Linked DNA regions of Homo sapiens: all the other regions are linked to region 1. The links are chromatin contacts, found by Hi-C or POLR2A ChIA-PET in ENCODE. All regions are on one chromosome and are shown on one strand. Each heading gives the region's core, a stretch centred on a gene start or an enhancer-like site at or near the end of the contact. The rest is flanking DNA. Distances are from core to core; before and after follow the strand shown.

What was found. Hi-C counts contacts between places; a loop is a spot of excess contacts on that map. ChIA-PET counts read pairs that join two places held with the same protein, here RNA polymerase II (POLR2A). Pooled maps may share reads with other maps.
Region 2: a loop to region 1 is called in a map with no recorded cell type, with 8 times the contacts of the local background. The contact joins the promoter of MBNL1 here to the promoter of SUCNR1 in region 1. A Hi-C loop is called at or near these places in 9 of 37 single-sample maps with no recorded cell type and 2 of 50 pooled maps.
Region 3: a map with no recorded cell type shows a loop between it and region 1 (2.8-fold over the local background). The contact joins the enhancer-like site here to the promoter of SUCNR1 in region 1. A Hi-C loop is called at or near these places in 11 of 37 single-sample maps with no recorded cell type and 4 of 50 pooled maps. POLR2A ChIA-PET finds 5 or more read pairs at or near these places in 1 of 52 experiments (activated CD4-positive, alpha-beta T cell).

Annotation. Positions count from the first base shown.
Region 1 is chr3:151,872,091-151,875,010 of GRCh38, reverse strand. It overlaps SUCNR1 (succinate receptor 1), which reads right to left and starts at 1,368. Exons shown (of 3, transcript NM_033050.6): 1 at 1,305-1,368. All of the region lies in intron 1 of AADACL2-AS1 (AADACL2 antisense RNA 1), which reads left to right.
Region 2 is chr3:152,267,433-152,270,352 of GRCh38, reverse strand. MBNL1 (muscleblind like splicing regulator 1) reads right to left here and starts at 1,424. Exons shown (of 10, transcript NM_021038.5): 1 at 1,261-1,424. It overlaps MBNL1-AS1 (MBNL1 antisense RNA 1), which reads left to right and starts at 727. Exons shown (of 2, transcript NR_027038.1): 1 at 727-925; 2 at 1,281-2,920. RefSeq lists silencers at 977-1,086, 1,487-1,536, 1,587-1,646 and enhancers at 537-1,378, 1,837-1,936, 1,379-2,221.
Region 3 is chr3:152,235,399-152,238,318 of GRCh38, reverse strand. No RefSeq gene overlaps it. Among named protein-coding and RNA genes, the nearest start is that of LINC02917, 31 kb to the right of the region's middle. Within about 2 kb of position 1,383, at least 3 of the 41 ENCODE cell types and tissues checked have a DNase peak (open chromatin) inside an H3K27ac peak, as active enhancers do.

The sequences.
Region 1 (2,920 bases), core at 119-2,618:
CTTTTGAAAATCTGCATTTTTGAAATTTACTTTAAAATATATATGTGATAGTTTCTTAGCTTTTTAATTGTTTGTTTTTATAGTCATCACAATTAAACAAATAACATTTGTAAAATGTTTACTTTTAAGTGCTACCTTAAGGCAAATTTACATGGTAACATGAGAATTTTTTTTAACAAATTACTTTTTTGATTACTAAATAATTTGAGCAAAAATATATATTCACACTGAAAAGATATAATAATTTAACATTTGTAACTTTATTTTTATGTATTCCATACATTACACCAGAAATTAAGGTATTAAAAAGTAATAGTATGGCACAAATTGTGTATTAACTTCTTTAAGAATACCACACACATTTTGAAAAGTTATGGAAGGTAGAATAGAAATGGTTTCTGCAATTTTTCATTTTTCCTAAGTAAATTAATTATTGGGTAATATCATTTTTACACACATAAATGTTAAATTTAATTTTTAGGATGCCTGAAAATTCCCCCAAATACATTATTTTCTAAACATAAAAATATTATGCCCCAGCACAGTGGCTCATGCCTGGAATCCCAACACTTGGAGAGGCCGAGATGAGTGGATCACCTGAGGTCAGGAGTTTGAGACCAACCTGACCAACATGGTGAAACTCCATCTCTACTAAAAAATCCAAAAAAAATAGCCGGGCGTGGTGGTGGGCGCTTGTAATCCTAGCTACTCTGCAGGCTGAGGCAGGAGAATTGCTTGAACCCCAGAGGCGGAGGTTGCAGTGAGCCAACACATGCTGTAAATGTGTCACTCTGGCACTCAGACACTCTAGCCTGGGTGACAAGAGTGAAACTCTGTCTTAAAAAAAAAAAAAAAAAAAAAAAATATATATATATATATATATATGTATGTATATGTGTGTGTGTGTGTGTGTGTGTGTGTGTGTGTATGTATCAAATACATGATTGTTTCAAATCATTTAGGAACTTTAATTTTTCCCCATAAGTAGTTATATTTATTTAGGTAAATCCAATTACTATTTTGTTGAAATATAAGTTGTTGAGATGTTAGCAAATATAATAAATCCTTTTACATAAAATAAAATTAGTATTTGACAACTAAAAGAAGACAGTTAATTTGTTGAAAAATAAACGTAGAGATAAAAATGACTTTTTTTTTTCAATTATTTTGCTGTTTTACATCTATTTATAAAGAATTAATTTAAACACTTAATACTGAAAACCTTAATTGCTCACAGGTCACCTTTAGAAGGAAATCTGGCCTTACTTTATACACTGAGAGGCACAATTTGCCATGTAGCTTACCATTCTGTTGGAAGACTTGATCCCTTGACAGGAACTCTGCCAGCAGCTGGATATAGCTTCTGACCCAGTGTTGTGCCACTGGACATGGTTATTACAGTGTCCTATTTGCATATCCTATTTGCATATCCTGCAGCCAAGATTAATAATTCAAAAGCCCAGGAATAATTTATTCAGTCAAACCTCCCAGTCAGAGATGTTCATGCAGAGGAATTTTTGTGAGGCTTTTATTTTCACATTCACATTTATTTTATTTTCACATGCAGTTTTGCAATTGAATGACAAAAAACAAGTAACTCATTTCACAGGAAACACATTTACCAAATAGATTTTTAGAAAAACACTGTTGAACTTATTTTATCCACTACCAAAGCAACAGAGAAGCATTCCTTATTTTCATTTTATTTGCATATTTACACAATAAGAAGTGGTAAATACTGCTTATATTGGGAATACAGTTGCCTCTGCTTTTCTTCTTTTTTAAAATTAATTTTCTTAGTGAATTCTGTATTGAGAATATAATAACGAAACCTCTGTTTTCAATAACTTTGAGGGAACTATAAAACTGAAATTTTAAAGGGAAACCTGGATATATGCTATGTTGGTGTACTAGCAAAAAGATACTAGAGCTTCAAGTTATTTTCCATTTTATTTTCTGTGCTTAAAATCAAGAAACACATAAAAGATACATCAGATAGCTAGGGATTAGGGAGAGAGATGCTAAGTAAAATAACCTTAATAGATGGCAATTTATATATCCCAATCAATGCTCTGAAAAACATCTGGAAGTACATTACCACCATTTCAGACAGGAAGCACACCTGGCTTTTTCCAAGCATTATATTAGGTTTAGATTCAAGTAAACACTCAGTCTTCTTGATGTGAAGCATAGGGATTATACTAAGAAAGCCCATAATTGTGCAGGCAGCAGTAATTCAATTTAAATGCTATGTAAGTTGAATATTGAGTTAGCAATGACAGGCAGAAGCCCAAAAAGAAGCTCTGTTACAGGCATCCTCCTAACTAAGCATTTCTCCTCACCAATATCTGACAGCTTAAAAACTCAGGAACTCAAAATATATGTATGTATATATACACATACATATATACATACATATGTGTCTATATTACACACTTTATATACATGTGTAAAATATATTTATACATGTATGAATATTTATGTATACAAACATGTGCATTTACATGAAATAAAAATATCTATAATTTGTTGAGTTCTTGTGATGTGGCAGGCAGGTATTACACTAAGTACCTTTATGCATCAAATGCATATAGTAATCCTCTGAGGTTGTTATTATTTAAGATTTTTCTCATTTTGCAGATTAAAAAGCTAAGGTTCAGAGAGGTCAATTAACTTTCTCAAGATTGCAGAATCAATAACGGGAGGGACCAGAGCTTAAGCCTATGTACTTGGATTCTAAAAGCACCGACTCTGATTCTTGACTGCCTACAGAATTGAATGACAATACCCTTGTGCACAACAAAGTCTAAGAATTAATAACAGGTATTTTTCAGTAATGCAATTCTTTTCTACTTTTAGAAGGAAGAAAGGTTAAAACATTATTTTTGTCTATATTTTTAAAAGGGCAAAAAGCATTTGA
Region 2 (2,920 bases), core at 175-2,674, 400 kb before region 1:
TGCAGAGGGCTCGAAAGTCTAAAAGCATTAATTATGACTTCTCTCCTAGCGTATTAATTTAAGAAACTCCTCAGAGTATATGGCAGAGTTTGCCATCCATCTGCTATGACTTGTGCCTGTGCTGGTGGGCACACAAAGTGAAGTCAGCGGCAACAACCTTTCCGGCAGCTTCTTAACTTTAATCCTGGGGAGACATACTCCACGGAAATACACCCCAGAATCCCAACAGCCGCATACTCTCCCGGCCCCAGAGAGCCTTAAGAATACAATATTACTCTGGCAGCAACACCCCTGTAGTTGTAAAGTGCTGTGCGAGGGGAAGGCATAAGCGCCACCATATACCTGCTCGTGTTACAGGCTCTGGAATCAAAGTATTCTCACATGACACATTACTACCAATAACAGATTCCGGCTCCGTTTAAAAAAAAAAAAAAAAGTTGGGGGGTGGCTACATATTTGTCCTGCTTTTGTCTAAAAACCAGAACCCAAGTACTAACTACTTTTCATTCTTTTCAACCTTTCATGAAAGCAATTCAACCAACTGCGGCTCCACCCAAAGAGCTTCTATACTTACTTTTCTTACAGTTTTTGAGTGACGCACTACAAAACGATGAAAAAAAAAAGAAGAAGAAGAAAAGGAGGAGGCAGCCCTCTCCTACAGGGCGTCTTCCGCCCTGTAAACTTGGCAAAAGGCAAACTGGCCTGAAATACAGCACTCTCCATATAAGGCAGCCCAGCTAAACATGTCATGCGTAATTTATGGGTAGCAAGCAGAGAATTAACCTTTGCGTGCACATATTTGGCCCAGATGAAAACCGGGCGGGATGGCAGCCCCGGGGCCAGGGATGCGGGAGCCGCCGGGAAGACCCGCGCGCCGCTCGACTCAGAGGGACTCACACCTTCCCCCGACAAAGGTCATTAAGTTGTGAGTACACTTGCACGCACCTGTTTCTCTTCTCGCCCCCCTGTTTCTCCCTGGGTCCCGCTGGGCTGCCAAGCCGTGCGCGGGCTGTGCCGTGACAGCGTCCGCAGAGCCCGCGGCAGGGAAGGGCGCAGGAGCGGCTGCGGCTCACCCTCCCGCCTTCCCCCGGGCAGGAGGTGCTGAGGGACGCGAAACCAACTACCGCGAGCGGCCCGCCCCTGCCCGGGAGAACCGCGGCCGGCGAGCACCTCCTCGCACTTCCTCCTTCAGCCACGGGCAGACCCGCCGGAGTCCGAACAATGAAGCGGCGCGGGGAAACTGTGAAAATGGAAACTTACCTCTCACATTTTTTTTTCAGAGGCGGCCCCACTGTCGACCAAGTGCCCAAGGCATTGTGGGAGTCATGATTCCAAGATGCCCGCGACGGAAAATGGAACTTGTCAGCTCCTTGTCATGGGAGCATTGTGGGCGCCACAACTCATTCAGCTGCAGTGAAAAGACTGTTGCATGTCGCTGTGCAGCCTCTTATCGCCGAGGTCTGGCTTCCGCTGCTGCTGCGCGGCCCCTCCCCCGCCCGCCCAGCCCCACCAGGAAGCCCAGGGCGGACTCGTCGAGCTCCTAATGCACGCGGCGGCGAGAAAAACGCTCTTCAACTTTCCGCCGGCGCCCTCCCGCGCTTCCCCGGGCCACAGGGTCGCCTGTCAACCGGACAGAGCCCGCAAGAGCGGGTCATGGGCGGTCGCCCAGCGGCGCCGAGAGCAGGAGGAAGCCGGAGCCCGCGCGGGCGCCGTGGATCCCCTCGGCCTCCCGTTGGTATCTTCCATCTCATGCGTTCAGCATTGTAACCTCGCGGCGGGCGTGCAGACCGGACGCCCTCCCGCTTCTTCTACCGACTGCTAGGCACACCAGTGGGTTCATTTTGAAAGAGGCCCTTGCACCGGGCTTTGCAAGGAAGCCGGCAAGGTTAGATTGAAGGTTAGAAGCCAATTAGACTAGAATCCTGCGATCTGGTGAGACTGCCGCCTTAAAATGCACCAAACAGTTTTTGAACCTGGAGGGCTAACAGGCGGGAAAAACATCTGCAAGACTGCCACCGTGTATTTTTCTCAAGTAACAGGCTATCCACAGTTTTGGAATTCCTTAGTGAAACTGTCACACAGGCACAAACACATGTCAGCTTTCCTTCTAGTTTGTAAATAATATTTGTAATTTACAGGCCACTGTATTCCCAACTTTGCACCATGTGATTTAGAGAAAGCAAAGCTCCCTCTTTAAAAATAATATGTTACTTCTGAAATACCGGGATATTCCACGGCAAGTAAGCCATATTGTCGCCAGAGCAAATAAACCGCAGCCCCATATCATAATTCACTGGGTGCTATAAGATGTAACTTGGCTTTGCTTTGAATGGAAAGAATCCTGAACGTCTGTGATGTGATGAAGTTTTGGAGACTGGGGGCAGGATTTCCTTTGAATGTAAGGAATTCGGATAACTTGTTCAAGGATGATTCTAGTGAAAAACGTTTGTCCCATGTTTGTTGGGACAAAAATGCTGGATATGGTACAACATTCTTCCTGCAGGTTCGGTTTTGTTGAAGAGAGTGAGGCCAGCTCGAGGTGAAGGAAAAACATCAGAAAGGTGCTAAAGTGCAGAAATATCTTCCAGAGGCACTAATAGCCGACTTTAGTTCTTGACCTTTAGCTAGATCCACAAAGCACTGAGTTAAAATTGTACACTGATCCCTTCCAGAACAAATTAATTAATTAAATGGTGCCTCTTCCCAGCGTTAATCGTTTAAAAGGACTCAAGTACCCACACAGTTTAAGCAAACTAAAAGAACACTGACACTTTCTCAGAGAACAGGGATGGGAACTTTCTATCTGCCCATTAGTATCTACCCCAAGCTACGAAGACTTCCATTCCTCTTATTAAGCATTCAGCAACTACATTTAGTGCCTACTATGCCAGTGATGCAAGAATGGATAAGACAGTCCCTA
Region 3 (2,920 bases), core at 134-2,633, 360 kb before region 1:
TAGGGGTGGTAATCCAATTAGCAATTTCCACCATTGCTCATCTCTGCCATACCTCATTTACTACTAATCATGGCAACACCTCTAAATACTCCCTTCATTAAACTATATGAAATCGATCATTTAAAATATACCACTTCAAGCAGACATTGCTCAAGATTTACATTAGCCCTCGCTGGGCACAGTGGTGTGTACCTGTAGTCCTAGCTACTCGGGAAGCTGAAGCAGGGGGATCACTTGAACCCAGGAGTTCAGGTCCAGCCTGAGCAAGAAAGCAAGGTTCTAAAGGGGGAAAAGCAAGGTTAAAAAAAATATACATTAGTCCCGTCATACAATTAAATTATACACTTGAATTGGAAACTGATCTGCTAGAAGGTGTACCGTTTCAGGGGAAACGCAAAGGAGAGTTACAGAACATGTCCTAGGCTAGCCAAATCAAGAATTGGCTCAGAAAGTGTAATGATTGAATTGACACTTGAGGATGAGTAGGACTTCATGGGTGTTTGAAAGGGGAGGGGACAAATTGGAAAAGGCATGAAAGTCAGAGAAACAGAATCATATTCACGGAGCTACATGTAGTATCCTATTTGGGAGGCATAAACTGGAAGGGTTGGGAATGGGGTGGTGAAGGAGCACAACAGATGAAGCCAGAGAGAAAGGGGCTTCAGAAAATGGAGGGTGTTGTAAGGAACAGTGTCTTTTTTTTTTTTTTTTTTTTTTTTGAGATTGAGTTTCACTCTTGTAGCCTAGGCTAGAGTGCAATGGCGCGACCTTGGCTAACTGCAACCTCCACCTCCTGGGTTCAAGCGATCTTCCTGCCTCAGCCTCCCGAGTAGCTGGGATTACAGGCGCCCACCACCACGCCTGGTTAATTTTTGTATTTTAGTAGAGATGGGGTTTCATTATGTTGACCAGGCGTCTTATATGTCTTCCGAAGAAGAAGAAGAAAAAACTTCTAGTGTGAACAATCAGCTTTTTTGGGTGTCTGTGTTTTTTCCTACCCATTAATGATTCTCTTTCTTCTGGTGACAAGTTGTCACGATTTTCCTCTGAGGAACAGGCCCTTCTTTGGTATCACTGCATGTGAGGTGAGTGGCATCAATTTCCTCCTACACCAACATTGGTGTAAGCATATGACCAATGTCTGGGAAATAAGTTTAATTGTTTTCCTTTGACACAGTGATTGGTTCAAAGAGGAGCGTGTAATTCAAGCCAGCCAATAAGACTTACTTATGGAAATTTTAAGTTCTGCTTTTGCTGGGATTGGCTAGCTGTAAGAATTATATAAGCCTAAAACTGGGGACTACTGTGAGGAGAAAACCAGTAAAAGAATGAAGCCAACAGAGAGGAAAGCAGACCTGAGGGAAAGTGAGAAGAGGAAGAGGGTTCTGATGACATCATCAGAGTCTGTGACTCCAACTATGCCTGAATCCCTCTTCAGCTTGTTTTCATTAACTAAGCCAATAAATTCTTTCTTTTTTCTATAACCAGTTTGAATTAAACTTCTGTCACTTGCAACCAAAAGTCTTTTATAACAGGGAGGAAATCTGGAGGAAAGGGAATGTTTTATTTGAAGTGTAGAATGTCAAGAAAAGCAGGCTTTTTTATTGTCCTTAGACTAGCATTGTCTAAGAAAAACATAATGCAAACCATATGTATCATTAAAAATATTGTAGTCTCTACCTTAAAGAGAAAGAGGTGAAATAAATTTTAATAAAATATTTTATTTAACCCAATATATAAACAATGTTATCATTCAAATATGCAGCAATATAGAAAATCAGTTTCCCTTTTTAAATTTAAATTTAATTGATTAAAATTAAATATAATTAAAAATTCAGTTCTCAGTGGCATGATCATTGCTCACTGTAGCCTCAACCTCTCAGGCTCAAGCAATCCTCTTGCCTCTGCCTCCCAAGTAGCTGGGACTACAAGCATGCAACATCATGCCAGGCTTATTTATTTATTTGTTTATTTATTTGTTGAGATAGGGGTCTCACTATGTTGCTCAGGCTGGATATTTGATATTTTTTGAACAAAGAAATAATGGAAGCAAAACAATGCTTTTATAAAAATAATCTGACAGCTCCAGTATCTTTAAATCTTTCCTGATATCCCAGTCAAATTAATGCCTTTCTCTATAATCCTCTCACGTGGGGTCATAAGGACACATGCCAGGTTCTTCAGGGTCAGAAATGCTTAGTCATTTAGAATGCAGCAGCCATAGAAATAACTCATGCAGAGCAGGATTCTCTCAAGACCTAGCTCACCCATTCTTTTGTCCCTGATAGGATTTGGAACATCCCCATAGCATGAAGTGGCATTGGCTTTCTGATTTCTGCTTCTAGATCATCAGGGACAGTAGAAGACTGGAGTCAAATGTAAGATGCATGAATGATTAATAATACTCTTTCAAATGTATTCATTAACTAAAAGACCAATCCTGGTTTGAGACATGTTCAAACAGGAACACAAAGTCTTAGAATCAGGAAAATATACTATCTACTCTCTGCTCCAAAGGAGGAAAGTATGCTTCATTTTGTTGTTGTCTCAACTCAGTTCTTTGGCATATTAGGTACTGAAAAAAAAATTGTTTAATGTAACTAGTGAATTATAAAATACAAATAATAGTCTTTCTAATCTTCTTGGATAAATAATATAAAATAGAATTCTTTAAAAATAGTCTTCCATTTTTAATCTATTTAACATCTTTTAATAACTTTTTAAATTAAAATTTTCTGATCAACACTCCATTTTCTTTCTATTTTTTTATAAATGTGAAATTATTTAAAGATATAATACTTCTTACCTGGGACATTCATTACAATTTTAATCAAATGATATTGTAAGTTCCAAGAGTCTTCATGTCCTAGCAAATGGATTACATAAACAAAAAACTTTTTTTGTGAGAAACACCCTTTTC